Linked DNA regions of Mus musculus: region 1 is linked to region 2. A link is a loop called in an ENCODE intact Hi-C map of the cell type or tissue named here. Cell type or tissue: gastrocnemius. All regions are shown on one strand. Links, peaks and the distances in the headings refer to the core of each region. The heading gives the core; the rest is flanking DNA. Region 1 holds the start of Stk31 (serine threonine kinase 31). Region 2 holds the start of Gpnmb (glycoprotein (transmembrane) nmb).

Region 1 (16,255 bases), core at 4,548-12,547, 360 kb before region 2:
AGAAGAAGAAGGAAGAAGAAGAAGAAGGAAGAAGAAGAAAAAAGAAGGAAGAAGAAGAAGAAGGAGGAGGAGGAGGAGGAGGAGGAGGAGGAGGAAGAAGAAGAAGGAAGAAGAAGAAGGAAGAAGAAGAAGAAGAAGAAGAAGAAGAAGAAGAAGAAGAAGAAGAAGAAGAAGAAGAAGAAGAAGAAGAAGAAGAAGGAAGAAGGAAGAAGAAGAAGAAGAAGAAGAAGAAGAAGAAGAAGAAGAAGAAGAAGAAGAAGAAGAAGAAGAAGAAGAAGAAGAAGAAGAAGAAGAAGAAGAAGAAAAAGTACCCCTTCTTGTCTTCTGGGAGAGGGCAATACTCAGCCATCATAAAACCAAAATAAATAAATAAATAATTTTTAAAAAGGAAGAAAGCAAGCTTAGCCAAAATAATTGAGCCTCCTGCTTTAATGACAGATCCTGACTCAAAAAAAAAAAAAGAAAAAAGAAAAGAAAAACTAAAATGGAAAACAATCAAGAAGGACAAACAGTCTCTGGCCTCTACAAGAACAGGCAATCAACCAAAATCAATCAATCTATCTATCTATCTATCCCTCTCTCTCAACCTCTCCCTCTGCCTTCCCCCCACTCTCCTCTTCCTCTCTTCATCTCTCTCCTCTTTGTTAAGTTTCAAACCCAGGACAAGTAGCTGAGGTGCCTATTTGTCCTCCAGGTTCTCCCAGCATCTCACAGTCCCTACCTGTAACAGGGTATGGCTAGCATACCCTGCCCTCTACCCCAATTCTCCTGTCCTCTACCCCAATTCTCTAGCCCAGGCCTTTGCTACCCTTCCCCCAAAGGGCTCTTTGCTATATAATCTAGACATTTTGATCACCTGCCTTTTGTACCTTTGGACTCCTAGCTGCTATACCTGGTCCCCGTCTCCTTCCTCTCCCCACAAGGCCCAGCTCAGTCTGGCCATGCCCACTCTGGACATGCTCTCCCATATGTCTATAATAAACTCTCTCCTCCACCATCCCTAGGAGCAGTCGTGTCTTTCCTTGCCTTTCGCTTTTTTTTTTCATTCATTCTCCCACTCTGCCTTCCTTCCCTATCTCCCATCTCTCTGTAGATGAAGAGTTAAAGCAGGAAAGAGAAATCACATATCAAAAAGGAAGATAGCAATATGTATCAGATTTCAAATGATATTCAAAAGGTAATTAAGTTAGCCACAGAACAGAAGCAAGTATTAGCCACACATACAGAAGACAAAAGACTCATAACAATTTAGAGGGCTGAAGATGTAGATCTGTTAGTACTCACCTAAGATGTACTAGGCCCCATGCTTAATCAAAAGTCATATTATAGTTTATATCAGAATTTCTGTCCATAAGTTATTTTTAATTAATAAATTTCAAAAAATTTACTATGTAGTTTATACAAAATCTGTCTTTTCTATTCAAATAGGCCCCAAATTCCAAAATCTAGATTCTAAAATCTGGAAAAGCTGACATGTACGATGAATGATTATTTCCAGGAATAACGCTCACCTTCTTAGGATCAAGATTGCCAAAAACTGAATTAGCAAGAGGACAAACTTCTGAGAGTGAACAACCAATCTTCATAATATCCTTATTTTTACTGACATTCTAAGAATAAAACAGAAAAAATATGAGATTCAATAAATTATTTTCTGAAGATATCATATATAATTAAGGGTTCTACTAAGCCTAATATTTAAGAAACTTTAAAGTACTGGGAATTGGATTGTTTTTGTGTTTTGTTTTGTTTTTTTTGGTTTGTTTTTGTTTTTGTTTTTGTTTTTTCGAGACAGGGTTTCTCTGTGTAGCCCTGGCTGTCCTGGAACTCACTTTGTAGACCAGGCTGGCCTTGAACTCAGAAATCCTCCTGTCTCTGCCTCCGGAGTGCTGGGATTAAAGGCATAAACCACACCTGGCTGGATCATATTATTGTGCTACCATTTTCTTCATAATTCAAATGAGTTCTTATAAAAAAAATGACACTAAGCTTAGATAGAATTCAAATAAAGTACCAAATATTATTAAATCATACTAAGCAGGTTCCTCAGAAACAAACTGGGTAATTGTAGTGACAGAAAATAAGCAAGTGCTCAAAGAAAGACTAAGACATGTCTAGGAGACATGGAACCAACCTATGTTCTTTGGCCAACTTCTGCTCCACTGGCCAGAAATGAAGAATTCAAACAGCAAAAGTAAATGACAACAGCAAAAGACTTACAACCTGTGGCTTATCCACTAGTCACACTAGTCACAGAAAAGAAATGACTCTTCCTTACAGAAAGACAATCAATAGATGTAGTAGGAATAAAGAAGGCTGAAAGGCCATCACTAGACCAGTACAATACCAAGAAAAGATAAAAATTTTCAGTGAAAAGTTAGGAAAAACAAGACTAGTCAATCCCATGTGTCTTTCTCTAAAACATTTATAATTACAAAAGAAAAATATTAGGGGCTAGAGAGATGGCTCAGTGGTTAAGAGCACTGACTGTTCTTCCAGAGGTCCTAAATTCAATTCCCAGCAACTACATGGTGGCTCACAACCATCTCTAATAAGATCTGATATCCTCTTCTGGCATATCTTAAGACAGCTACAGTGTAGCTGTAAAATAAAATAAATAAATAAATAAATCTTTTAAAAAATAAAAATATTTATTATATTTTTAAGAAATGAACATCTCAACAAAGTAGATTAAAGTTAACATATTCAATGACACCAGGAAGCCCAATACAATGCACACTGGACACAACATCATTTTTGGACATTCTAGCCAATTTATGAGAAATCATCAAACAAACCCATTAAACGGATACTTTATAAAAACAACTGGGACTCATCCAAAACATTCAAAGTCAAGAAATTTGATAAAGTAGCAAAGGTTAGAGGCCTCTTAAAAATACAATGGGTAATTTTAGTGGATCCTGGAACATAAAAAAAAAAAACTGGTAAAATTTGAAATAATGGCTATATATAGTTCAATTGGCAACCATGTGCCAATATTAATTTTCTGGCTTTTACCCCGCTGTGCTATGGTTACTACAAGAGGTAACATTAACAGAAGCTGGGTGAGAAGTACACAAGAAGCCTTTGAACTGATTCTGTAATTTTACTGTGAATAAAGTTCTTCAAATTAGAAGAAATTAAATATAAGTTGGGAGTGAAGCTGTACACCTGTAACCCCAGCACTTGAGAAGTAGGGAATGCAGGAGTACCTTGAGTTGGAGGCCAGCTGGGCTCTGAGATGACATGCTGCCTCAAGAACACAAATAAAATCAAATATATATACACACACACATCAAGCTTTATAGAAACCCAAGAAAAAATATTCAATGAGGCTATAATGTCTAGTGATAGAAAACCTCTCAAAGAACAGTTCCAAGAGATCATGATGAATGTCGCTGTCATCATACAAAAAAGAACTAGGAGTTGTGGTAATAACACTGTTGGTAGAACATATTTATCTAGAATACATGAAGCCCTGGGTTCAATCCCCAGTACAAAAAAAAAAAAAAGAGGAGGGAGTAGAGAGGGATGGGGGAGAAGGGGAGAGGGGATGGAGGGAGTGAAAGAAGGAAAAAATGAAGTAAAGGGAAGAAGAAAAGAAAGAGGTGAAGGCAAAATACTTAAGATTCCTTTAGTTGCCATTCATCTGACTAAAAATACTGACAATCCTTAAGTATTTTTTTTTGCTCCTCTCCAGTCCACTGTTCACAATATTAGTAAGCATCTTAACTCAAATATTACTATGTCTTCGTTTATCCTAAACCACTCATGAGTTTGCACTGCTCTCAAAATACACTAACTTTAGTCTCAGATCACTGTTTTTGCTTTCCCTCTGTAGGCTACAGTCATATTACACTTCCTTCATTTCCCAAATTGGTTGTGTTCCTTCTTGCTTCAGGGCTTTCACACATGGTCAGTCTTACGTGTGACTGAAGTACACCTCTGCCTTTTTTCTCTCACTTTCTTCTGTCATAATTCTACTCATCCTTTATGTTAATTTGTAAAAATTCATATATTCCAGCAAGTTGTTGTTGAGGACACTTTCAAGCTTAAATTCTATCATCTTTTAGTCCCCTCTTGTTGAACATCATTGGAAATGCTAATTATTTACTGAATAACTTGTTTTATATGCTTAGAAGGTAAGATCTTCAGAGATATGGTGTGTACCTTATACTAATCTTTCATTTCCCGTACATGCTCCAGTGCCTAGCACATAGTGATACAACAGCATCTGCTGCTTGAACAGATGAATAATAAAGTATATGAAGACTTGAGAAACAACATTATGAGTTGCAATAATTAATATTAGTTAAAGAAAATATCTTTTTTTACTCAGTAATTTACTTAAATTTTAGGGTTTGTGTGTGTTATTAAACAAATACCAAATAGATAAGTAATACAAAATCCAAGCAGTACCAAGGATTTTACAATATGACTAATAATTCTTTCTACCCTTCTGTTCCCCCAATTTTTCCCTACATATAAACACTAGTGCTTGTAGTTCCTTGCGAACTATGCTAGAGATTAGATGTGTGTACTGTTGTTTTAACTTGGAGATCTGCTCTTTTAGAAAAGGATTCTGATTTCTTTACAATAATTTCCTACAATTCTATTGTCTGGGTGTATCATGACTGGTTTTACATTCATTTAGCAATTGATATTCAATGGTTTATGGTTTATATTTATTAAAATTATACTGCAATGAACATTTTTTTTCTATAAATGCAGTATAAGATAATTATTATACATTAAGATTTGTGAAGATTACCAAAACTTCATTCCAGTTCCATTACTATCAACTGAATGGCCTTGAGCAAGTTTTTACAACTTTTTGAAACTTCATTTATTTAGTCCTCAACTTAGCAATGACAATATAACTTACCTCCAAAGTATAGATGAGGAGCCAAAAAGTTAAATAAGCTACTTAGGTAATATTTCTACTAGTGCACATATTCAGTAATATTGTTGTTATTAGTAGTGGCAGTTTTCATGAGCATATAGGATATAACAATTTTAATCTATCAGATTATAAAGGTTGGAAGTGTTTGAGAACACACAGTATGAATAAAAGGTACAGTATAAATAAAAAAGTAAATAATAACTTGCTCAAGACCATTCAATTGGTAGTATTCTCTTTTAAGTGGCAGAAATCAGGCTGAGGAAGCAAACAATAGATCTTCACCCTGATTTGCCTCTGTATTTCCAAATCTCTACTTATGTGTCTCTGCTCTCATCTCAACCTCATCTCAAAAAGATTTTATGATTTGCATCTTGGGATAGGCATTAGATATATAGGAATAGCAACAGTAGTTTTAATCTTTTTATTGCATTCATCTAAGGAATGTTTTCTAACTTTTTGTAGTGTGTATTGCTGTGAGTTTAAGACCTGTCTGGTCTACAGAGTTCTAGGACAGCCATAGCTACACAAAGAACCTTTAAAAACCTAAATAAATAAATAATGCCTTATTCATATTTTATACCAACTGCATGCATGCACTTTCTTCTATCATTGGAAATGGAACCCCTTTCCATTCGGCAAGTACTGTATAACTAAACCACATCCCCAGTCCTTGTTTATTGAACAGGGTCTGACTAAGTGTTCAAGACAGGTGCAAACTCAAGGTCCTCTTGCTTCAGCCTCACAAGTAGCTGGAATTACCAGGCACAGTTTGCTGATAAGATTTTGAAACAGTATTTTGGATATATTAAGTTAAATAAATATATGTATTAAAATTATTTTACCTGTTGCTTTTGCTTGCACCAATGTGGCTGCTAAAACTAGCTATAATTACTTATAGGATTCACATTGTATTTCTACAGTAACAGCACTAACCTAGGAAGTATTAAGTTAGTACACATATAGTTCCTATATAAAAACCTTAAATATATAATTTGTCATTCAGTGCGGGGTACCACTAAGTGGCACATGTGCTAAATAATATAGAATACAGACCCACATAGATCTACAACATGTGAGCACCATTTAAAAAGTGTATGTACAACTGGAGAAATGGATCAGCTGTTAAGAGTTCTGGTTGTTCTTCCAAAGGAACCAGGTTCAATTCCCAGCACCAACAGGGCAACTCACAACTGTCTATAAATCCAGTTTCAGAGAATCCAATTCCCTCTTCTGAACTCCATGGACACCAGGTACGGAAGTTGTACACAGACATAAACACAAGCAAAACACACATGCATATAATTTTTAAAAATAAAAAGTTTGTGTGTAAGTATATAATTTACCATAAATTCTGCCGATATTTCTGTAGTTTTAAGAACTCTTAATCATAGTCTTCTATAGCTCTTTATATAACTTCTACTTTATACACTGTACACTTAACTTCATTATAAAGGAGTTTCCAAGCCATGGGAAGTGTAGTTAAATACAATTTCCTCTCCCTACCCCCATCATGTATAGTTTGCAGAATCAAAAATTCATCAGTAACAGTACATTATAGATTCACTTCTTAACATCTGAAACCCAAGAACTTTGGTGTTTAATACTGTTATGCTGTTTTGTTTTGTTGAGAAAACATCTGTGTAGACCTGGCTGTCCTTGGAGATCCACCTGCCTCTGCCTCCCAGATGCTGGGATAAAAGGGGTGTGCCATCACACCCTGCTTACTTTGTATTTAAAACTGAATATACTTTCCTGATTTGCAGTCTATCATTGAAATAAGACACACTTTATTAGTTCTCCAGATTTCAGAATTATATACTTATCTTACAATAAAATGCAGATCACTAAACAAACAAACAAACAAAACCTGGGTTTTCTTTGTCACCTGCCAGCGGCTAGAGTACAGAAGCTTTTCCTCTCCCTATCTTTACTCCCTTTACAATCTACTACCACCTGATATGCTAGAAACTTTCAAGAAGTTTCTTTGAAATGGTGTAAGTGTATCCAAAATGGTCCAATGTTTGACATATTATCTGAGCTTCCACACAACATAACTTCTAACAAAACAATGCTGTCCCAAACCCCAGCATGGAAAAGGGGAAGTGGGTACCCCTAGCAAAGAAGCTACTCAAAATTGATAGCTTCTGGGAAAGAGAAAATCAGTATTCCTTAATGGAGGGATCCTGGATACATCAATCACACTGTGGATCAGGCCTCAGGTTCAGTCAACACAAACTCAACACCATGGGTTTTCATTTTGTTTTAAGGAACATGAAGTTGTGTGGGTAGGGAGGTGGGTGAGGATTTAGGAGTTGGGAGTGGGAATAAAAGAATCAGAATATACTGTATGAAATGATAAAAGAATAAAAAATAAAAATGTAAAACAGAAGTATGCTAAAAGATTATTTTATAAAGATATGGTGTATTTAACTAATTAATAAGTTAAATGTAATTAATGTTGTTTTTAAAACTATACTGCCCCAAACCTCCATCAACAGAACTATTCACTTGTATACCAAGAAAGTCGGGAAAACACAAAATTCCTGCGTGTGACTTACAGGTAGGCCAACTTGGAAAGGTGCTACCTACAATTCCTTCAGTGTCAGCAGGGACTATGATCCCACATATGCTACACTGGTCCACGACAGGATCAAGAGCAAAACTTTATTTTGAGGGGAAGAAGGGTGTGAGGTGGCTATGTCCACAATACTTTGAATAAAATCCTCAAAGAACTAATAAAAATGAGGAAAGTATTGTGAATGTGTTAAAGGCACAAAAAGAGGACAGAACTTAGCTTTCTGACACACACAGGCCAGAAAGCTAAGATCTGCTTTTGTTGTTTTTTTGGATGTTAAGTAATTTTTTTAAAAAGTGTTTAGCCTAAATTTTCAGGAAACAATCTTACAAAGACCCCTAGGTGGAGCTATAGCTTTAAAAATACAACAGCATGTGGCTTTCTGACCCCATTGAACATGACTCTGAAGTTCCAATCTTGATAATTTTCTTGTTTAATTCAATTGTAAGCATTTTTTTCAACATAGGAAAACTGCATGTTGCAATCAACTGTCTTGTAATTATGTCTTGTGTTATATGATTTAATCAAGATTAGGTACTGGGAATGAAAACAAAAATCACATTTATTATTAGATTTTTATTTTTGTTGGAAAACACTTGAGTTGATAAGAGGAAGGTAGAAAAGAAAAAACAACCAATATTATATTTACCTGGGCCCAAAATGTTACTGCATCTTCTACATGACTTCCAACAACATCTTCAACTAAAATAAAATCACAATGCAAAACAAATTAGAAGTTAATCAGTATCATTTAGTTATTATACCCCCAAATAATATTTAATGCCAGTACCTTTATTGTAATGTGTATCTTCATCCATTTGGACAAGTCCTGGAAAACTAACAATTCAATACCTTGAATTAGGTTTTTATATCCATTAACAGTGAAAAAAATCTAAACCACATATGTTCAAAGTATTTGCCCTAAGATGGTTATCAAAACTCAAACTCTATACTAAAAACTTCCTGTTTTCTCATGACTGTTTCTTGTATTTGTTCTGAAAATATTATAGTTTTCAATGGCAAAACACATTATCTCTGTCCCTATCATTATCTTTAGCCAAATCTTTACAGATTTACAAGTAAGATAACTCAAACAGATTTTGATCACTTATATAAATCAATATTTTGAAACAACATGCAGTGTGTGTGTGTGTGTGTGTGTGTGTGTGTGTGTGTGTGTGTTGTATGTGTCTTGCCTGAATGCACATCTGTGTACATGCAATGCATGTTGAGGCCAGAAGGGGGACAAAAGTGGGCTTCAGATCCACTGGGACTAAAGTTACAGCCATGTAAACTGCTGTGTTGATGCTTCCAGAGAACTAAAGTTCAATGTTTAACAAAACTAAGCTGTCCCAAGTCCCAAATGCCAACATGGAGGAAAGGAATTGAACCCAGTCCTCTAGAAAATCAACAATGCTCTTAACTGCTGAGCCATCTCTCTAAACCCATATTAACAACAACAAAAACAAAAACAAAAACAAAAAAAAAAAACAACAAAAAAAAAAACCTCTCAAACAAGAAAATTCCACAATAAAATAAAAAAATAAATAAATAATAAAATGCCTGAGAGTGGCTAGCCTGGGAGTGGCTATTGGCTATTTTGTTTTTTAAAATGCCCTAGAATTAAAAACTGAAATATATCAAATTTGCCTATTACTTCAAAAATCATGTTTATTACATAAAAAAAGTACTTCAAAAGAAGTGTCTACTACTTTACGATTTGATTCTCAAAAATCCAGGAATCACTTTCTACTCATAAATTAAAATGATAAAATATGTAATCTACTTCACTGTTCAATTCCAACTGATTTTATTTCATTCTCAAAATAGGCGCACTCTCCACCCTCCAAAGCTGGGGGGTGTGGTTAGAGCATTGGTTTGTCCTTCAACTTTAAGGTAATTCTACACATTCCAATAAATAGGGGAAAAACAATTTTTCACAAAACTGCCCTTAAAACGTAGGGTACATGCCATGGTTTGAGACTCATTTTTTGAGAGCTTTTAGATCATCCAAGAACATCTAATCTACATCAAGGTTTCAAATGCTCTCAACTATGAAAAGAGTAATTAACTCATCACAGCAAATAATGGAGCTTATTTATAGGAATTTAAAACTTGCAAATTTTGTCTAGCTTAATTTTTTTTCAAATAACATCACTGAATCATCTTCAAATCTGGGATCCTTTAAAAAGTAGTTTTAAAATTCAGCTGTGGAGAAGCTGTTTTAAAAAAAAAAAATGGAAACAACAATATGAACTAAGCAGTACCCCGGAGCTCTTGTCTCTAGCTGCATATGTATCAAAAGATGGCCTAGTCGGCCATCACTGCAAAGAGAGGCCCATTGGACTTGCAAACTTTATATGCCCCAGTACAGGGGAACGCCAGGACCAAAAAGGGGGAGTGGGTGGGTAGGGGAGTGGGGGTGGGTGGGTATGGGGGACTTTTGGGATAGCATTGGAAATGTAAACGAGCTAAATACCTAATAAAAAATGGAAAAAAATTTTTTTTAAAAAATGGAGTCTTTTAGTGAGAAAGAATATTTCTCTGGAAAACACTATTGTTTGCTTGGTTGGTTGGTTGGTTCTTGGTTGTTTTCGGTTTTTTGAAGACAGGTTTCTCAGTAGCTGTCCTGAACTCTCTCTGTAGACCAGGCTGGCCTCAAACTCAAAGATCTGCCTGCCTCTGCCTCCCGAATGGAGTAGGATTAAGACATGTGTTACCACTGTCACGGGCACAGAAAAAATTAAAAGTTTACTTTGGAAATCCTGCCACTTGTTTTAAGAAACTGGTTTTCTAGCCTTATTTTAAATCGTTGTTAAAAGACTTGCCAAGGAACTGTAGTGACTTTAAGCAGAGGTGGAGGGCACGACGGCGAATTCAAATCTCGCCTTGAAATGGGCCAAGGTGAGGTAAAGATGCTGGCTTTCTGGGGGGCCTGGAAGGCTAAAACCACAGACGTCGCCAGAGGGGAAGAAAGTCGTCCACACAGTGGGTCTGCGGGCAGCTCACCGAGATTTGTCCACACAGTGGGTCTGCGGGCAGCTCACCAAGATTTGTCCACACAGTGGGTCTGCGGGCAGCTCACCGAGAAGCTGCGGCGCCTTCGAGCTCGCCGGAAGTAGGCCTCAGCCCAGACCTAAAACGCCAGCAGCGTGGACAAGAACACCCTGGGAGCGGCCCCTGTCGCCCTCGCCACCAAAGACTACCACTGACCTTACACTTTGCGCCACAGCCGTCCCAGCAAAGAGCCGCTGGCCCCACATACCAGGCGCTCCACCCTCAGCCCTCCAGCCCTCAGGCCAGCCCTTGGCGCCGCTTACCGCCGAGCTTCCACGCCTCAGGGCACGCACTGCGCCTGCGCATGCGCGAGGTGCTGCTGCGCTATAGCGGAGGGAGCGCAGCCCTGGTCACGTGGGTGGCCGGCCTCAAGGCCTCGAGCGCAGCCAGGCCGCCCACGGTCCACGCACGCGCTCCGCTCTGCTCCCGAAAGCAGCAGCCTGGCCCTGTGTGCAGTCAGTTTATAGGAGGGCGCCCCACACCCCGCCAGTGATGTAAGACCGTGACATGAAGTTGCGTGGGTCTTCCTAATTTGTACCTCGAGATTTAAACTTTTTTTTTTTTAAAAGCCAAAATTGGGACAAACTGGATATTCTTTTCCCAAAGAAAAGAATACCGTAATAAGTGACAATATCATTTTATAGATCAATAGCTTTACACATATTTCTCCCCAAACTTCGCATCCACATCAAACATTGCAGGGGACAGCAGGGATCGGTGGGGACTGGGATGGGATAGGGTTATAGGCAAGTTATTACACTTGGAGGAAACATTGCACAGCTAAAAACCATCTCTATCTAGTTCTTTTGTTTTGCAAAGGAATGAATTAAAACCAAGGCCTCACGAAAGATCACTACCAAGGAGCCCTCCATTTAATTTCTAAAGCTTAAAGTATAATTTGCATAGACTACAGATATTAAAGTGTAAAGTATTTTAATATTTTTATACATCACTGAAGTCATCCCCATAATAAAACATTTCCATCAACCTCAAAAGTTTCTTCATGTTGTTTACATTAACTGGCCCTCCTTATGTACCTTTCTGTTTCTTGTAACTGAACGTTAATTCTTTTTTTTTTTTTTTCTAAAACTGTTGACAGAATCACACATAAAGACCATTTTATTTGCCTTCTTTCAAATGGCATGGGTATCTTAAGATAATTCCACCTGTTTTCTTCTATATATCAACAGCTTGTAACTTCCCAGGTACTAGTCCACTGTGGATGCCTAACAGGTTTTCTACATTTCTGGGTAGAAGGGTTGTTTTGACTTTAGACTTCTCTCAAATAAAGCTGTTATGGCCTTCAATTCTTTCCGTGGACATACCCTTTCATTTCTTTTGGGCTAATGTCCCCTAGTGGATGGTTAAATGGTAGAAGAGTGTACAAGAAGTTGCCAGACTATTTAACAAAGAAGCTACTCTAATTTATATTACCACCATCAAAGTTTATATATTCTAGTTGCAAGGCTGAAGAAATGCCTCAGTAGTTAAAAGTAATGTCTGGTCTTCCAGAGGTCCTAGGTTTTGTTCCCAGAACCCACCCATTTGGCAGCTCACAAAGGTCTACTCCAGTTCCAGGGAATCCAACAGCCTCTCTGACTGCCTCAGGCACAAGTGTTGCACAGACATAAATGCAGGCAAAACTCTGATACATATTAAATAAAAATAAATCTTTAAAACCTAATAAAAATTAAAAAGTAATAACTGGTTGTTCCATAGCTTCACCATCACTTAATATGATCACTGTTTTTAATTTTAAATATTTTGTATATAGTGGAGGGACTTCCTTGAGGTTGTTTGCATTTATTTATCTACCAAATAAAAACATTGGGTATCTTTGTGTTGTTGTTGTTGTTGTTGTTGTATGTTTATTTTCTATTCGTCTTCATATATCTTCTTAGGTACTTAAGTATCTCTATTCAAACATTTTTAGATTTTTTTTAAACTGGATTCTTTTGTTTGTTTTTGAGACAGGGTTTCACTATGTAGTTAAATCAGCCTTGAACTTGCTATGTAGATCTGGTTGGACTCAAAATCATGGAGATACATCTGCCCCTGCTTCTCAGAGTACTGGAAGTAAAGGCATGTGCCACCACACCTTTTTAAAAAGATAGGGTCTTGTGTAGCTCCAACTTGCTTCCGGCTCACTAAGTAACCAAGGATGGCCTTGAACTTCTGATCCTCCAGTCTTCAGCTCCAGCTGCTGAGACTACAGGCATCCTTCAGGATGTCCATTTTTTTAATTGACTGAGTTATTTATTCACTTCACATCCTGGTCAGTCATCTGTAGGCCCATCCGTCGAATTCTACTTCATCCCCCACTCCTGCACATCCTGTAGATAGAACAAATTATGGGTCTAAGGTTTTGTGCTTGGGTTGGTGTCCCAAAACTTCCATTGGTAGTCTTGCCTGGTCACAGGAGTTGGCCGTTCAGGATCCATATCCCCCATTGTTAGGATTGTTTTCTTATCATTAGCTTTTGATTATGTGTGTGTGTGTGTGTGTGTGTGTGTGTGTGTGTGTGTGTGTGTGTATACTGTGAATGTAGCTCCTTTAGACTTGTAAACATTTTACACAGTTTATGACTATCTTTTCATCCTCTAGCAAAAGTATTTAAAAGAGAGAAAGCTCAGGGGCTGGAAGTGTAACCAGTTTGTGAGGCTGGATTAAATTCCCATCACATACACACACACACACACACACACACAGTACCTATTTTTTTTTTACAAAATTTTTGGGGGGCAGGGAGGGAAATGAACAGACACTGTAAGGCCCCTCTTACACAATGCCATTGCATACAGGTCAAAGTGAGAGAACAATTTTTGAAAATTGGTTCTTGTCTTCTACCAGGTAGGTTCCAAGAATAAAAGTCAAGTCATCAGGTTTGGCAGGTTTGGGCTTAAGTTATTTTGATGGAATCTAATTAATTGGCTTTTGCCTTATAGATCTTACATTTGTATTGTTTTTAACAAATCCCTGGCTGACTAGTCTACAAATGTTTCTTTCCTGTATTTTCTTTCTAAATATATGCATAATGTTATATATCATATATGTATATATATGTATGTGTATATATATATATACATGCTACACAGATGTATAGTAGTTGTGCAGTTAATTTTTATACGATGTAAAATGTGACTCTAGGTTCACATTTTTTATATGTGTGTCCAATTTTTCCATCAGCATTTCTTGAAAGCACTGTCATTTACGTAATGAATTATCTTTGCAGCATTGCCAAGGATGGATGGGCCACATATGTAGAAATCTACTTCTTGATTATTTGTTTTGTGATGTTGAACTCTGCTTACTTTAAACTGTTCTGAGCTCTGAGGCTTTAAAAGTCTTGAATACAGGTAATCTAAGGCATACTCCAACATAATTTTTTTCCTGAGATTGTTTATTTTGAGTTCCAAGAAAATGAAAATCACTTGTCACACATAGGCATACACTCATCCATCCAAGAATTGTTATCAGAATTATGCTGAATCTACACATCTAAGTGGGAAAATTTGCACTTTAACTAAAGGCTTCTGATCGTTGAACACAGTACATATATGTATATACATATACATATGTATACATATACATACCTGTATATGTGTGTGTATATATATCCATTTATTCAATTCTTTTATTTTCCTAAGCAATGTTCTATATTTTCAATGTAAAAGTTTATTCTTCTTTCATCTGATTTTCCCAATTATTTCTATTACTATTCTACTGTTGATACTTTTTTTGTAATTTCAATTTCTCATCATGTTCTTATTTCTAGTGATAAGCAGGGTTTTGTCTTGTTTTCTGTAGAGTTGGCAGATTAATCTACATGGATGACTTGTTACATGCAAATATTCTTTCACTTTCTCCTTTCCAATTTGGTTCTCTTGTCTTGTGTTGATGCAATGCCTAACACATCGAGTGTGAGACCATATAGTTTGGGGGTTTGCTTTGCTCTATTATATTTGTTGTGTTAGAGAGATAAGAGATGAGGCAGGAGTAGTCATACACCTCAAATATCTTAGCTGTCTTTCTGTCCTGCCCTTTGGATCATGAACTTAATCACTCATGCCTTGTTGCCCATTTAATTAATCCTCTTACAGTTAAATCCCACAATGTGACACTCCATCACCAATCTGCTCTAACAAGAGTCCAAGAGAATGGCAGTGACTTCCACTAATTCTAACCTTTATTGGTCCGACACTCTGCGTCCTCAGTTTTCAGAACATTCTCAGCCATTACAAGTCTTAGGACCTTAATGGTGAGGATCATCCAAGGCTTCCTAGGGAGAAATTCAGGCTGTAACTTCTCAAGGTTTTTCCTCTCAACATAATATTTTTACTATTTGAGAATTTCACACAATGAGTGTACCCCCAATCACATTTGGTTCCCAGGCATTCCAGGTCTACCTTCTGAAGTGGAAGGTTAAGGGTATTTTGGAGAGTCAGTTGTGTTGGATAGTGTTTTGCTGGGGCAAACACTCGAAGGAGTGTTGTCCTAAAGTGGACACAGGTGAAAGACTAAGGCAGACTGGAGAAGAAATTTCACTGAAGCAGACACAGGTGAAAGGATGTTCTGCTAAAGCAAACACATGAAAAGACACGTGATGAAGGATTCTTTGCTAACAACACACATGTATGGGTCCACCTTATATTGTGTAGTTGAGCTTCATTTGTCAGGACTCCTCCACCAACTCAGGCAGATTGGATGCACGTGCTGAGGCAAGGCAAGGCACGTGGAGGACACGTGATTTTTGGAGGGCACAAATAGGACTCCATAGAGTGATGGAAGCAGAGCTTGGCTTGCTGGTACAGCTAGCTATGTAACACTTGTAGGTCTCTCCGATATGGATCCACTCTTGTGGGTCTTCACTGATCTTTGCTTCCTTGAGAAAGGCACAGCCAAGAACTTCTCCTGGTGTTCCTGCTGGTCTCCCTTGCTGACTCCTGCTGAGGCTGAAGCCCACTGTCTTTGCTACACAGTGCCACCACTGCTGATTCATGACTCTACCAAACTGGACTGCTAGTGTATCTGTGAGGTGTTTGCGAGTGGATGAAGCTGCTGCTGTTAACCTGTGAACTGAACTGCCCATTGCTCCAAAGAACCTTTCTAAACAGGTCCACTTTGCCCTTTCTTTCCCACTACCTCTAGTGAGTGGTAAGCTAAAGGGTTTAAGAACCATCATTAAAAATAGGATTTGAAAAAAATTAACGTTTACAACCCTCCCACCCTATGTGTGTCTCCCATGCAAAAAAAAAAAAAAAAAAAAAAGAAAGGAAAAAACACACCAATTCCAAATTGTGTTGAATTGTGTTGCACATATACTCATTGGCGCATAGCTAAACTCTTAATGGCCAGCCACTTAAAGATTAGTGAATCCTCTCCCCTAACCCCACTCCCCTGTCAGAAGCCATCAACTGTGAAGAGCTACACTTCAGCATCCCTAGCACAGTTTTTAAGTACTCTCTTAATGGCTTCCTGTCCAGACTGTTTAGTTTGGAGATGGAAGGAGGGTACCATAGAAGCCTTCAATGTCTCTCATTCTCAACTGTGAGTCTGAAGTCATTGAAAATACTGCAAAGAAGCTTCCTTGTCCGTAGCAGCCAGCCGCAGCAGACAGAGGATGTCCCCAGGGGCAGCCTGGACCACTGACATCCACAGGCCACACAACGCCAACACGGCTTCTGGCAGCAACATGGACCATGGAGGTCTTTCAAGAAGGT
Region 2 (16,255 bases), core at 3,190-11,189:
GTGCTGCAGAGACGCCCTCTGCCTGAAGACTAAAACTAGACCTCCTCATAGGTAAGCCTTAGCGTCTCCCAGCTGCCAACACGTGGGCCAGCACAGCACAGAAGTAAATAGCTAAGCTCTGCTGGAGTCCAGATGAGCCTCACCCTAACCCAGAACACTGGGTGCTGGTTCTTTCCTAATCTGCTAAATGCCCCGTCCTCCTCCGCTGCTGTGGAGTTCACGCCACGCACCTGTTATCACATACACATCTTTCACCTTCGAGATGGGAATGTATGCCCGGCCGTATCTTCGAAAGACAGTCACTTCCATGACCTGAGGGCCAGCTGTCAAGTTGACTGTGTTTATAGAAACCCGTGCTGAACACCGACCCAGTTTTTGGAAATACTGGCCTGTGAAAAGATGGACATTTTGAGTTACTGGTAACATCACATGATCTTTAGGCAGAGTTGTTTCTGAAAGGTTAAAGGTTGCTCTGCGAAGAGAACAGGCTGGACGCTCCTGAAAGGGAGCTGGTGCCGGCCTTGATGCAAAACCCGATGAAGCAACTTTCTGCTTGCATACAGGTAACAACTGCTCACAGCTGCTTAAAGTGAAAGAGCTCCACAGAGGGGCAATCCAGCCAGTTCCTAATTTATAGATGAAGGCTATTCGGTTTAAACGATTTGCACATGAAATGCATACTCTTCCCTTAGGACTCATTTAATGTCATGGTGAGGTATCTGCAAGAGTTTTAATAGGTTCTGTATTCACAAATGTGCCTTATTTTTATAAGAAATTAAAAGCACTTGATGTAAGTACACGGGCATAGCTTCGGTTAGGTTTTACAGAGAGACTGGAATTCCTCTTCCTAGAAGGACTTGTACTGAAAACCAGCAAGACATGAAAGGGCAACAGCAGATCACAGATACGGATCACAGATATGAAGGGAACAGACTGCCCACGGGAACACATCTGAGTCATTCCGTTTCCCTCTGCAGCTGTCCCTGAAACTCACAGGTGCTGGCCACAGCTGTGGCAGGTCAATGAGTGATAGGCTTGGAGAACTGACCACAGAGCCACCATGGCACCAAGAAAGCTGGTTTCAGACCTGCATGATACCCGGCCTATTCTGTGCTTTGTTCAGTGGGTGTGCTTTGTTAATGCTGAATAAAAGGATGCTCTCTGAGAAAGGACAAAACCTTTAGATATCCAGGAGTTACTCAACTGGAGCAGATTTTGAAAATTTAGCCTCAGTTGGCTCCTGGAGGTGGTGGTGGTGGTATGTGGTGTGTGTGTGTGTGTGTGTGTGTGTGTGTGTATGTATGTATGTATGTTTCAAGTATATGGCATGCATGGTGTATGTGTGTGGTATGTACAGTATGTATGTGTATGTCTGGTGTGTGTGTATGTTATTTGTGTGTGGGGTGTGTGTGTATTTTGCTTAATGTCTACATGCTGGGCTTGTATTCTCCCACTCATCCATTGACGTGGCCCTCTGGTAATATACTGAGAATTCAGCAGCCTTGTTAATAATGAGCCAATTTTGTTCCTCTTAAAATAACACTTCACTAATAATACATCAAAGTGAAACCTTTTATGGTTTTTAGAAAACAGACATGTAGACCATGACAGAGAAGAACAGTATCTATGTTGTTTTAGATCCACACATTGATGTATTATGCAGTCATTAAAACAACTTAAGGACTTTTAAATAATATAGACAAATGCTATGATAACAAAATAAAAATGTGTATCCATTATTATCTTAAACAAGAAATATTAATACTTAAAATGTCATTATTCAATAGCAATCACATCTGATGTTGTTTGTGAATGATTTTTATATTTTGTTTATGCTCTTCTGTTTCCAAATTTCCCACAGAGAATATGCTTTTTTAACTTTAACTAATTAATTTAAGAACATTAACAAATTAATGAATAAACAACCACGTGCCGTCCAAATACATTTTTTCATAGGACTATGTTAGGCTAGTCTTCTTCTGTTGTTGAAGAGAAAGCCAAAATCTCTCCCTTCTCGTTCTCATTGTATGCCTGTGGTGTCCTGCAGACATGGCGAGCTTAGCCAGGATTTCATTTCCCCTCACTGTTTACCGAGTAAGGAGAAGAACAGAGGGATGGGTGCTATGGTTTCAATTAGAGAATAAGAAAGGACAAGGTCTAATGTGAAAGGAATGTAAAAAACTGAGAGTTTGTAAAAACCAAACCAAGTGTGTGAAAGACGTAGACAAAGCTCCATTTCTTCCATCCATGGGGGCGAGGGAAGGGCCTCCTGTCCGGGAACCTGAGATGCTGGCTTCGGCTGGTGCCATCTTCCCAGTCACCATCATCTGCCCCTGCAGTCCAGTTGTAGACATGCAGGTCAGATGTCAGTCCCAAATCTAACCAAGAACAAACAGTCGAGTTAGTTGTCTCCAAATGCTCAGTGGTCAGCACCTGACACTTCAGTTTCCCAGACCCACGGTAAACGCCGCTACGGGGCTAACGTCTTCGTGTTCAGAGTCCACCACCACATACTGATGCATTCCAGTGTATCCGCTGTATGTCAATAAAATGTTAGATTATCAATTTCCAGGAAACTTCCATCTGGAGATTTTACTTAACACACGTATCATTTTCCTTTTGAGTCTCTGAATCTCAGTGTTATTCAAACCAACCTATAGGACATGCCATCTTCTAGTGTGGCACTCTGTCCTCAACTTCTTCCCCTCACTCACTGGTATCACAGCCAAGTCCTTCTTCCCTCACATAACCACAGTGCCACGCCCACCCCAGCAAGGCCTGCACATCACCAGGTTTACAAAAGCCTGACTGGTGCAGGCAGCTCACCCTGTAGGAGAAGCTGTACTAGTGTCTGAGTAATCTCAATGATTATCTGAGTTCTTGAGAGTGATTCTTGAGTACGATTCTCACAAAATAATGTCCCTTGGTGTGTTTGTGCTCTTTTACCATGGATAACGAACGCAGCTCTTTAAGAGCAGAAGGAAATCAGAAGCGCACATGCAGTATCAGTTCCAGCAGAACGCCGTTTACTTAAACACTGGTCAATGGAAATGAACCAATCAGCACACTCTCTCAGATGAGCCCTGGGTGGGTTTTTGTTTGTTTGTTTGTTTTTTGGCCAAAATAGTTTCAGCTAATACAGGAACCTGAACATGGACAATAATACATTCGTTGTCCAGAGACACAGTCCAAGCTGGTGTGACAATGGAGGAGATGTAGGTTGGGTTTTTGAGCAGGGGTTGGATGGAACCCAAACCCTACACACTCTAGGCAAGTGTTCATTCGCTGAGTTCATTCTGTCCCCATAGTGTAGCTCCTAGGGGTTACCTGGGAAGAGCTAGGACCAGGGATGGGGAGAGAGGGACTTCAAAGTGGCTGTGATCAAAGTCCACAACGTACAGTAGGAGAAATGTTTTGTATGGTGAATATAGGCTACTTAAAAAGGACGTGGCCCTGAGGAGGAGGATGACTGGGGTGGTGACCGATCCCATGGGCTTTAGGATTGTGAGCGGAGCTCCAGGAGCAGAGCTGACCCTCCTTACCATTCCTGCAGTTCTTCTCATAGACGATATTGCCATTAGCATCTTCCTTCTGGCATCTGGGGAACACCAGGTTCACCACAAAAGTGATATTGGAACCCACCAGAGCCGGTGAGTCACTGGTCAGGACTGCCTGCACACGGCCTCCTAGGGCAGGAAAGAACAGAGTGCGTTTCCCTCGCAGGCTTCCCACCAAGTGTTTAATAGAGTTCTGTCTGTAGGTAAGGACCATTCGACCCACATGCCTCTTTACAGTGGTTAGTGATTTCCTGATGCTAATGTTAGCTTTCACAGTACAACATCATAGAAAAAATAAGTAAGAGTAGTTAAAGGATTTTCTTTCTTCCTTCATTTCTTTCTTTCTTTTTTGTTTTTGTTTTTTCGAGACAGGGTTTCTCTGGATAGCTCTGGCTATCCTGGAACTCACTTTGTAGACCAGGCTGACCTCGAACTCAGAAATCTGCCTGCCTCTGCCTCCCGAGTGCTGGGATTACACCACGCCCGGCGCTAAAGGATTTTCTAATCATAGAAAAAAGTATTCACTGACGATAAGAACAAAGGGGGTTGGAGAGATGGCTCTGTGGCTGCTTTCAAGAGGATCGTGGTTCAACTCCCAGAACCCACGTGGCTGATGATCGCTCACAACAATCTATAACTCCAGCTGCACGGGAGCTAATGCCCTCTAATGGCCTCCCCAGCACCAGGCATACAGGTGGTGCACAGATATGCACACAGATAAAACACCAATACACACACATTAAAAAAAAAAAAAAAAAAAAAAAAAAAAAAAAACCTTTTGGATTGAAGAGGCACGTGTTGAAAGTTTGTAGACTTTAATCTGAAAACCAAATGACCAGAAGACTTGACTCCCGGCCTGTGTGGGATGATTCACTTTCTGGTAAGCCTCCCAGCATCTCTGGACGACCAGGTCATGTTGTAGCTTTTCTGAGGGTGCCTACGCTACGGTAGTCAACAGGCTGGAGGGCGAATCTGGCCGCTCTCTAAAATATTCAAAGACCTTGGACACGTCTAAAGTCCAAGTGATTTTGTGACCCTTCAGAAAGTGGAGCTGTTGAGGGAGGAGGGAAGCTTGCCAAGCCCAGGGGCTGCTCACTTTGCGCCTAGCGCACTGTCACTCACAGGACCCGGAGCCCTGGCATCGGAGGAGGTTGCCTTCTCTGATGCAGTGCAGCGGTGGCTGCGGGGGAGGAGCTTCCCACTTACCTTCCCAGGAGTCCTTCCACCTGCCGTCTCCCCTCCTCCACACTGGATACAGGTGTTCATCCCATTCATTTTCATCCGAAGACCAGCCACGTAATTGGTTGTGCTCTCTCATGTGATCGGGATACTGTTCATGGCCCAGCACATCACGAAATCCTGTGTTAGTATTTGAAAACCAGATTTTGTCAGTTCCTTCCACCTCTCAGCACTTCTGTGTGAATGGTCGATGGAGCTTTTCATTTCAATCATTGGGAAGCACATGCAGAATCTAACCAATACAGCAAGTGAAGAAATGTGCTTAAAAATAAGTCTGCGCCGGGCGGTGGTGGCGCAGGTCTTTAATCCCAGCATTTGGAAGGCAGAGGCAGGCGGATTTCTGAGCTCGAGGCCAGCCTGGTCTACAGAGTGAGTTCCAGGACAGCCAGGGCTACACAGAGAAACCCTGTCTCAGGAAAAAAAAAAAAAAAGTCAGCATGGGTATGTTGGTGCACACTTTTAGTCCCCATCCCAGATGTCTACTGAGGCTGGCGAGCAGTCTTAGCAGGTGAGGTACCTTACCGCGGACTTCCTTCTCTGGAACCCATATGGCAGAAGGAAAGCAGCGAGCGATTCACAGACTTGTCCACTGACCTCCACACATGTGTGCCCGTCCCTCTGCCCAGTACAAATAAGTAAATATGAACATAAACTAAGTCTACAGAAAGTGTTTTTAGAGAATTACAAAAAACATTTATTTTTTGATATTTATAGCATCTTACTACACGGCCCTGGCTGTTCTGGCACTGGGATTAAAGGCATGAGCCTTAAAGAGAAAATTTTGGCAGCCACCCTTTCTAAGCTCTACTTAACATAGCCTCCAAATATTTAGGTTCAGTAGTAGTATCAAGAGGAGACTTGGACAGCATTTTCCTCGTACAGCTTTGAATCTTTCCCAGGCCTTTACCCTCTTGTCTACAGGATGCAAAGTTTGGGGATGCTCCCAGGATGCCAAAAGACAAGTGTGTTAGCATGGGAGATCCCATGGTAAAACTCTGTGCATACATCGTGGTGAACACTCTCTATATATTTGTGGAGTAAGGCATTTGCATCATACCTGAAACCAGGGAGTGGAGACAGGAAGATTGCCGTGAAATCAAGGCTTGTCTGGGCTAAAGAGAGACTTTGTCTTAAAAATAAACACCCTGACCCGCCCCCCCTCAAAAAGCCCTTGTATAGTCTCTGCTTGTTAAATAGAGAGGTTTAAAAAATGTTATTTGAGAGCTGGGCATGGTGGTGCACATCTTTAATCCCAGCACTCGGGAGGCAGAGGCAGGCGGATTTCTGAGTTCGAGGCCAGTCTGGTCTACAAAGTGAGTCCCAGGACAGCCAGGGCTACACAGAGAAACCCTGTCTCAAAAAACAAAAACTAATCAAATAAAAACCTCATGTTATCTGGGTTAGGGTTGGAGCTATTTCCTTTACTAGTTCCAAGTCTTTAAAAATGCATTAGAAACTCTACTGTTAGGTCTAGCTGCATTTAGAATTATGGATTTCTTGATTGAATTGACTGTTTTTATTAGTAATTAACTCTCTTTGTTCTTTTTTTTAAAAAGATTTATTTGTTTATTATATATAAGTACACTGTAGCTGTCTTCAGAGACACCAGAAGAGGCTATCAGATCTCATTTTAGATAGCTGTGGGCCACTATGTGGTTGCTGGGATTTGAACTCAGAACCTCTGGAAGAGCATTCAGTGCTCTTAACTGCTGAGCCATCTCTCTAGTCCCCTCTCTTTGTTCTTGATAATATTTGTTGTACTGAAGGCTACTTTGCTAGTGTTTAATATATATTATATATAACAGATGCATATGTACATAAACTTTTTCCATTGTTTTACTTTTTCCAAAAAAGACTTCTTTACTCTTATTTTATGTGTAGGTGTCTTATATCTATGTCAGTGAACTATGTTCCTGGTGTGGCCATGTTCTGGATTCCAGAAGAGGGCACTAGATTCCCTGGGACTGGAGTTCAGACAGTTGTGAGCTGCCATGTGGGTATGGGGAATTTAACCTCTGAGCCATCTCTCTGGACCCTACTCTCCCATTTTTTTACTTCTAGCCTGTATATTTTCTTATTTAATGTGAGGGTGTTTTTTGTTTTTAGCACATAGTTGTGCAACTATAAATCAAATCTGAAAATCTCTAACTTTTATCTGAAGCACTGAGGTAATGTACATATGATGTAATGACAGGCTTTCTGCATTTGAGCCTACCATCTTGATTTTTATCCATCTCCCCTTTTCCTGTCTCTTATCTATCCATCATGATGGATTTCCTATCCATCTTATCTATCTGTCTCTACGTTCTTTGCACGGAAAGAGGTGGATGTCCTGTTATTGTGTATGCCTCAGGTTTTTTTGGGGGGGGGGCAGGTGCCCCATATAGAATTTGGACTTGTGCCAAGCAGGCCATGCACCTATTAACCAGGCAAGCAATACAAATAGGATTGACTAGGAGTCATGGCACACGGGCTCTGTCATCAACAGGCTGTGTGATCTCAGGCCTTCAAATCAGACACCCCAAATCAGTGTCAGGACTGTTCCTACCTAGAACAGCCATTAATTGAGGAATGGGCACAAGGTTTATCAACAAACGTTTGTAAATGGAAGTTCACGTTGGAGATATGAGGGAAGAGTTAAGCTGCCTCCATTCAAACTAACTTTAGAGATGAACACATCTAGGTCTAGAGAGGTGGGATTTGCCAGGATCATCTTCAATCCGATGCAAAAGTGGATTCAGCTCCTTTCATGCCCAGAACAATCTCTTTTCACTGTTTCAGAGTCCACAGATTCTGAGGTAGACGCAATCAGAGCAAGGTCAGGCTGGTGTGTGACCCAGTGGTACAGTGCTTGCCTGGCCTGCAAGGGCCCTGGGTTTGAACTTCAGCACTACCAGAAAACGAAAAACAACAGCGACAAAATCGCACCCGATTTCTCCTCTGTTCCTAAAGTTCAGAAGTCAAAGAGAAAAACGGGGGGGTAGGGGGGGGCAGCGTGGGGCGGCGGGGACAGGGATGGATGGACAGGGAAGCCAAGAGCTGACCCGTTCAGTCTGCCCTGGCAGAGTTCACACGAGACACAAATTCGTTCAACAGAGGAGCTGGAAAGATGACTCAGTGGCACAGTACTCTAGTTTGAATTTTAGCAGCCATGTCCGGGGCTCACAAACGCTCCCGCTCCAGGAGATCTGGCGCCCTCTTGTGACCTCTGCAGGCACCACCATTACAATAAAATACGACTTTTTAAAGATTTAAAAACAGAGAAACCCTGTCTCAAAAAAAAAAAAAAAAATTAACCCAATAAAGAAAAGATACATTTTTTAAAAGAGCAGCAAACAGAGATGAAAACATAAGGATTTAGGATGAGGCAAAACTTCTTAGATGAACACCAAAAGTATAATCCATAAAAGAAAAACAATGATGTATGAAATTTTACTCAAGTAAGAAACTTCTGCCCTGTGACATCCAGTAGAAAGAAGTAAAGGAGAGTGGAGAAGACCAAACTTCCACCAATATTAAAAAGCAATTCTAATTTGAAAATGGGAACAGATATGAGAGAACACTTCAGAGAATGTATGGACACTGAATACTAGAGGATTGTTGACGAACCCCCCTGCAGACCTATGGAGCCACTACCACCAATTGGGCCACCACACACTTCTGGCAGGAACCTGAGAAGGCACAGCCACCCTGCTAAATTCTACAAAGACTCGACGTAGCGTAAGCATTATATATAACTTGTCCAAATTGTACTTTTTAGTACGAATCCGAGGGAAATGGACATGAGGAGTCGTAGCATCTTGAGCTGGAATAGCTCTCTGTCCTTTGGTGGGTGAGCGGTTAAAGTGGTACTTTATGACCATGGGCGACTACTCAGAAAGAACAAGGAACAACCTATTTGGTACAGCAATGTCAATAGATCTCCAGGGACTCACACTGAGGAGAAACCCAAGCCGATGTCTAAAGTTCATACGACTAAGTTCCCTTGTGTGGCATTCTGGAAATGCTAAGATATTTACATGGACAGACTCCTAGTGGCCAGGGATTGGAGCTGGGTAGAGGAGGGTATTTGGCTATAAAAGGGCATGGGTAAAGGTTGTATTGGAATCTGCCTGAATTATTCCTTTCAATTTCACATGAGTACACCGTTAGCCTAACACATGGAAGTTCAACTTACAACCAGACAAGCCCGATAATAAGCAAACTATAACGGGAAAATGGGGCGCGGGGGCAGAGTGGAGGTAACCCTGAGTTGGTTACCTTCTCTTCACCCCAACTCCTCATGTTCGGGCTGCTCACTACCTGCCTCCTATGGATTGCTAACCCCTACAGGGCTTGCTCATTGTGTCTGGAATATTTAGTACAGTATAAGATGAGCCCAAGAATGCCTGGGGCTTTGAGACTTCTATTAAAAGTCCATACCCTTCAAGTTCTGGCTACTGGTTGGGTTTTTGTTTTGTTTTTCCTTGGGGGGGGGGGTAGTTGGTTGGTTTTTTTTTTTTTTTTTTTCAAGTCAGGGTCTCACTATGTAGCTCAAACTGTCCTAGAACTCACTATGTAGACTAGGATGACCCCAGACTCACAGAGATCTACCTACCTCTGCTTCCTGAGTGTTGGGATTAAAGACATGAACCATTTATCCTGGCTTTGGCTACTGTTTTACCGACCCTCAAACTGTGGGTGAAAGGTCTTTGCTGGCTTTTCCTATTCTTATTCCTCTAGGTTATTATAACTTGTTGGCAGGAGGTATGGAGTGGGGTAGGGTGGGATAGGGGGAACAGAGGTGTGTAGCTCTGTCCTTAAAAATGCCATTGAATGTGTGTTCTGGCCACGTGCCCTTGCTAGCTGATCTCCCAAGACTCTATAGCCCACTTTTGTAAACGAGGAAAAGGAAATTTATTGAAGCTAACTCACTCATGGCCCAGCCTAGCAGTTGGCACATATTCAAGTCTGTCCTATCCCAAACCCTGGCAGGAAGAACTGCCAGGGAGAGGTGGCATGCTTCCCTACTGCCTGCTCTCTGTGTGACCTGAGCGAATTCCTGGCCCTCTCTGTGGCCTGTGGCCCGGTTTCTCATCTGGGGAAACTGGATAATTCCAAGGTCAGAGTCCCCTCTCTCTGTGAAGGCACCACACCTAGACACAAGATGGGCCGTTCCGTTTGTCAACCCGCTGCCTGCCATCTCTGGGTTTAAAATCCAAACTCAGAGGTGGAGTCTCAGGCAGGACGCCCCAAGTCTGGGGCATCACTGGCTTTGAGGATCCCTGGTTCGGGGCGCGGCTGTGATGGGGCTGGGCTGCTTGCCCTTTTGCCTGGCAATTCTTGGGTGCAGGGACCACAGCGGTTCCACTCTGCCTGGCCTGGGATCCACCCCAGCCAGGACAACCTACCCGAGGACCTGCCTTGCACAAGAGAAGGCAGGGGGTGACGAGATACTCCTCTCCTTTGGAACTGCCTGGCAACCAGCCAGGCGGCCACATTCGGGGTAAGGCAAGGTTCTGGACCGGGCTGGTCTCCGGCCCCTGGAAGTGAGGGGCCTTCTCTTTCCCCTGCTCACTAGCTCCGCTAAGAACAGGACAGCTACACCCTGGTCAGGACAAGGATGCTAGACCAGTATGTCCAACACTGAAAGATGCCTCTGCCACTCACTAGGAAGCTTTGTTAGTAGGGCCCCTGCCATAGAATCCGCCCAGGGTGGAGCCCCTCAGTATCTGCATAGAGTCCTCAGTATCTGCACTGAAGCAGCAGTTGGCCCTGCAGCGAGCAGAGGATGCGGTGGGATGGGGGAGTTCCGCAAAGTTAGCCAGAGCCTCATTTAAGAGCTCCGCCCTGTGAGCAGGAAGCAGATAAGGGTGATTTGGGAGACTTGCTTTATTCTGGGGTACAGGCTGTCCTCCCCTTCCAGCCTCAATCTGGCCAGAGTGGAAAAAGCTTCCAGGGGCCTCGTGGCTTTTGCTCTCCGTGAGTCCTAAGCAAAGAACACACTCCCAGCATTTGGAACAGACCCTGTCTGCGGACCCCCAAACTCCAGTCAAAGGGCCTGGCCCATCATTTGGGTCAACGAGTGTAAGCGCCCAGAGAGGACGGGACTCACGCTTGGCAGCCTGGAGAGGCAGTCCTGCAGCCAGCAGCAGAAATCCCAGGACCCCGCAGAGACTTTCCATGCTGACTCCGAGCGCCTGCAACCAGTCAGGGCTTGACTCTGACTCCCCAGTCCCATCCACCAGGAGTCACAGTGTCGGCCTCCTGCGATCCGCTCTGTTTTATGAAATACGGGGCCAGAGGGAGATCATGTGATGTTTTAAGCAGTGTGGCTTGATCTCCCAAATTCCATCGCTTAACAACTCGTGCTCATGAGTCACTTGCCCCTGGCATCTATTTATTGACTTCGGATGCACGGTGTTTTCATTTTGTGATGCCACATTTGCTCCTCCCCCCTTTCTCTCCCTCCCCCTCCATCTTTCCTAGCTTAAAGGGAGCTTTCTAACATCCTGTTCTGACATTCTTTACCAAACGAAACCTGGTCGTTGGTGGACTTTGTGGTTTCTCTTTTGTGTCACTTCGGTACTCACACTGAAACATCTTTCCAGAATCTGGACAGCCCGCGTTCTCTTCCCCCAGAACAGACAGATCCAAGGTATCATTTCAGTCAATGCCACTGTGCTGTGCATGCATGCATACAAACATTGCATGCTATGTCAGAAATTGCAAGTTCGGGACAGCCCACGGGCTTCAAGCAGAGGAGAAATGTACCCCAAAGCTAAAGTTTCTGGCATATCGACCTGGCTCTGCAGAATGCCCAGAACGAACTGCATCATTTTTGGTAACTTCTCTAAGATAGCTGCTCCAAGTAACTTCAGGCGACTTGTGGGAAGCACACTTGTATTGCCAAAGAGCAAGCATTAGGTGTGAAATCACCCGTCTCTGGAACATAAATGTCATGTGATTAAGCTGTTTCTGGTTGTAGACTGTGGAAACTTGGCCCTGTGACCCTCTCACTGTCAGGACACATCCCTAAGACTGTTTTCTGGGCAGGAGAAGTCTTGGTTGTGGCACACAGTGACTTACAGTCCATTGTAATTCAGGGACCAGAGCTCCTGTGGGGGAAAACCACGTGGAGCAGAAGTGGACGCAACCACAAAGAAGCAAAAGTCTCCAATGCAGAGGAGAAAGGGAAAGAACTGCTTTTGTGTAACATAAATCATATACAGAGCTCTGTCTGCTTGTTTACACACATGTAACCTTTCAATTAAAAATGAACACCCTCTTCTGGTGTGTCTGAAGACAGCTACCATGTACTCATAAGTAAAATAAACAAACATGTCGGTGAACTCCTTCAGTCCCAGCACTAGAGAGGCAGAGGCATCTGGATGTCTCTAAGTTCAAGCCCAGCCTGGTCCTACTTAGCAAGTTCCAGGGAAGCTAAGGCTACAGAGTGAGTCCCTGACTCAAAAACAAAACAAAAGTAAAAAAATCAGAAAAGCGAGCTTTTGTGCTGGTACGCTTGTTCAGTAGGTGAAGACATTAACCTACCAAGCTTGAAGATCTGAGTTTAATCCCTGGAACCTGTGTGGTGGGAAGAAGAAACTAACTTTTGCAAGTTGTCCTCTGATCTTCACACAAGAGCCGTGGCATGTGCCCTTATCCCCAACCCCCAAGCAAATGTAAAAACTGAAACAAGTTTTCAACTTTGGGCAAACCTCCTGGTAACACCTGAGGTGTTAGCACCCTTGGTCGCAGATACAGTTCTGGTTTGCATTTTTGGTTAGATAAGTGATCTTTGTCTTTAAGTAAATTGGATATTAAGCTCTTCTTCAATAAGTCTTTGTTTAGGAAGTTGCAACAATTAAATTATCTTTTACTTTGTGCCTTCCTTGCCCCATCATCAGAGTTGGTAGCCACTAGGCAGAAATGAACAAGAAATGGGAACATCATCTTCTTCATCATCATCTTCATCACCATCATCACCATCATCACTATCATCTCCTCTTCTTCTTCCTCTTCCTCCTCTTCTTCCCCTTCTTCCTTTTCTTCTCTCCTCCACATCTTTCTCCTCATCTCACCCTCCTCCTCTTCCTTCTTCTTCCTTCTCTTCCCCATTTTTCCTTCTCCTCCTCTCCCTCCACTTCATCTTGCAGAGGGCCTAGGTTCAATCCCCAGCACCATCACGATGACTTACAGCCATTTGTAACTCCAGTTCAAGGGACCTGACACCTTTTTCTGACTTCCTTAGGCATCAGACTTGTGGTACACGAACATTCACGAAGGTAAATCGCTCATACCTGGAACATTTTAAAAGGAAGTTTATGATTCCAAAGAGCTATACATAGGATAATCTGCTTTTGACAATCAGAAATTGCCAACATATCCAGGATCCAGGACATTGAGGAGGTATATTCATACCTTATTTTATCAAAGAAACATCATCTTGTAAAAATTTTGGAATAATTCACTGAAGGAAGCATGTGGATTATCAGGAATTACATCTGCTCTGCTTAGACCTCTGACGAGGGAGGCAGGCAGCAGGCACTGTTAGAGAAACATCCCTACCAGCCCTTCAGCACCTCGTATTGACTCTCCTTCAGGTGGCCACTGTTTGCCTTTGGAAGCTGTGCCTGGGATGTGGAGACTGAAGCAGCCACCCAAGGGGGCCGAAACCACACCCGGGAGTCACTGCTGGGTCTGGGGTGTGGCCTGTAACTTACTGGACAGCTGAAGATGATTTTGAACTTCTGATCCTCTTGGCTACACCTCCTAAAAGCTGGGATAGCAGGTGTGTGCTACCACACCTATATGGTGCTGGGGAGCTAACCTGGGGCTCTACGAGCTGGGCGAGTACTCTGCACTTCAGGGTCATCCCAAGCGCTTCCTCAGTTAACATTTTTCTTTCCGATTTTAGAAATTACTCAGTCCAGAGTGGGGTTTTAAAATGAGATCACAAAACCCAGTTAAGATCTAGTCCATTAGCCCTTACAATTATTTCTATGTGTAGTGTTTTGCCCACTTGTATGTCTGTACAACACACATGTGTCTGGAGGCCAGAAGAGGGTGTCAGATCCCTTGGGTGGTTATAGATGCTTGTGAGCCACCAGGTGGTAAGCACTCCTAACTGCTGAGCCATCTCTTTAGCCCACAGATCTGTAACTTACTTAGATAGCCACTCTTTAGTTTTCTTTAATAAATTGCCAGAACTCTGAGATTTAAAACAATGAAAATTTATTAACTCGCTGCCCTGGCAGCCAGAAGTCTGAAAGGAGTCTCAACTGGGCAGAAACCAAGTGTCAGCATGCTCTAGTGAGGGGCCCACTTCTCCGACTCTTCCCTAGTCTCTAGCTTCTTACACTTCCTGGCTTGCGACCTCCTTCCCTCTCTGGCTCCATCAATGACAGTGGGGTCTTTCTCACATTTCAGTCTTCTGTCATTGATTCCCCCGCCCCATCCCCTATCCCGTGTGACTTACAGGTCCCTTGTCATTTCATGGGGTCCACCTGGATGTTCCAGAACCATTTCCTGTCAAAAGATCAGTTTTGATGCAACCTTCATTCCCGTCTTTAGGTATTTGCTGTGTCACAGACTTGTAGATCCTGTGGGTTAAATATCTCTGGGGACCATTAGCCTGCACCACAGTTACCCAGCCCTCTGGCTTGGAAAAAAATCCTGAAGGTGGGCAATGGGGATATTTTGGACAATACCCCCAAACGTGGCAGGCTCATTGAAACAAAGCTTTGACTTGTGGCAGAGTAGGAAGGTAAGAATAAACTCTAGGTAAGGGGCTCAGCTCCAAGAGAGAGGCAGCCCTCGTGACTGTGACTGCAGGGCCCTAGTGTGGGCTTTTGCATGTGTCATGAGCAGAGTCACAATTTTCAGATTTAAGCTCTAGCAAATGACTAAGAGACATCTGCTGTGCCCAGTTCTCTGCTTTCTCCTGCTCAGTGGCTCTCTGCATGAATGAGTAATTAAAGCCCTTGTTTCTAAGGTTCATTGAGCTTTGGGCCTACTCTGTCCGAACATAATTTTCCTTCAAAAAAGGATCTTCAAAAAAGGAGAAAAAGAACTCACGGGTAGACATGTCCTTTCACGAGGTTCCCTCCACTGCTGGCTTGTCTGCTCATTATAATATTTTACTTATATGGTGTGTGTGTGTGAGTGCATGCACATGTGTGTATGTATGCATGTGTGTTTGTGTGTGTGTGCATTGAGTGTGCATGTGTGCATGCATGTGTGTGTTTGTCCACATGTCACAGTGCCTGTGTAGTGGTTGGTTCTTTCCTTCTACCTTGTAAGTTCCAGGGACTGACAGGTTGGCAGGTTTGGTGGCAAGCACCTTTACCTGCTGGACTATCAGGAACCTGTGTCCTTTTCTGAGAACACGATTTCTCTCCCTTCATTCCTTCTTTCCTTGACAGGGTTTCCTTCAGGTAGCCTAGGCTGACCTGAAGCTCCCAGACTTTTTGCTTTAGCCTGCCAATTGCCTAGATTCCAGGCATGTGACCAGCATACTCAGGTGACAGGACTGTTGCCATGGAGATTAGGTATGGGAGGAGGACAAGGTCTCCCTTCTTTTATTGACACCCTTTCCCCACACAGCTCCCTGCTAGATGATTGTTAAGCCAGTCCTAACCATCTTCATTGTGGATTTAAATGAACGCACGTAGATAGATGATAGGACTTTGAGAAACTGGAAGAAAGTCAGATGTATTTCTAGACAAAGGATGAGCTGGCTCTCAAATCATGCATTGAATTGGCTAAGAAAATGAAAGAGAGCAGCCAGGCTGGAGGAGCTGTACAAGCTGAAGAGAGACTGTTCTCCAGAGTCAGGGTCTCGAGAAGCTGCGGCCGGCCTGGGGCTTGATGCTCAGCTGAGGAGGTCATCCCTGAACTTCCGATCCTCCTTTCTCTAGTTTTCAAACACTGGGCTTATAGGCTTGTGCCACCAGAGCCAGTTTTCTCTGGTGCTGAGGGATTGGACTCAGGGTTTTCTGGACACTAGGTAAGCATTGTGCCAACTGAGCTCCAACCCAGCCCCAAGAAAAATAATGTGAAAGAATAAAATATTAACAACATGCTACAGTGTAATGAATCTCAAAACGCATTGTGACAAGTGAGAGAAAATTATGGGACAACCCCATAATTCCATTTGTATCGATATCCAGGGTAGACAACTCCACAGAAACAGAAAGCAGGTTGGTGGTGGCCAGGGACTGTGGCAGAGAGGTGCTAGGCACAGGGCAAGCGCAGTTCCCTGTCTTGAGTGTGACCCATTCGCAAGAGAAGCCAGCTCGGGGCTTGTGGAACGAGTGTCACCAACAGATGTTTTCAGACATATCTGGTGTTTTTCCCTCTCTGATTTCTCAGGAGTAGATATTTAAAAAGAGGTAGCAGGGGCCAAGTTCCCACCACACACAATTAGTTTAATGGCCACTCCCACACTGGACAGCCTGTCTCCAGCACTCTTCAAA

Evidence for each region. Peaks named below come from ENCODE experiments on the same cell type or tissue, not always from the same donor. Only the 100,000 strongest peaks of a DNase experiment are listed, where the experiment ranks them.
Region 1: it touches region 2 in a loop (2.8-fold over the local background); 25 of 42 quality-filtered maps call a loop at or near these places.

What each region holds. Positions count from the first base shown.
Region 1 is chr6:49,390,121-49,406,375 of GRCm38, reverse strand. It overlaps Stk31 (serine threonine kinase 31), which reads right to left and starts at 10,772. Exons shown (of 24, transcript NM_029916.2): 1 at 10,692-10,772; 2 at 8,269-8,315; 3 at 8,128-8,180; 4 at 1,512-1,610. The coding sequence starts at 10,741. In gastrocnemius, for the core only: CTCF peaks have their summits at 7,812 (motif pointing right), 8,718 and 11,894 (motif pointing left); DNase peaks (open chromatin) are centred at 8,701 and 10,843.
Region 2 is chr6:49,031,428-49,047,682 of GRCm38, reverse strand. Gpnmb (glycoprotein (transmembrane) nmb) reads right to left here and starts at 11,165. Exons shown (of 11, transcript NM_053110.4): 1 at 10,891-11,165; 2 at 4,764-4,916; 3 at 3,543-3,686; 4 at 2,205-2,378; 5 at 231-389. The coding sequence starts at 10,960. In gastrocnemius, for the core only: a CTCF peak has its summit at 7,997 (motif pointing left); a DNase peak (open chromatin) is centred at 7,972; H3K4me3 peaks cover 1,674 bases; H3K27ac peaks cover 881 bases.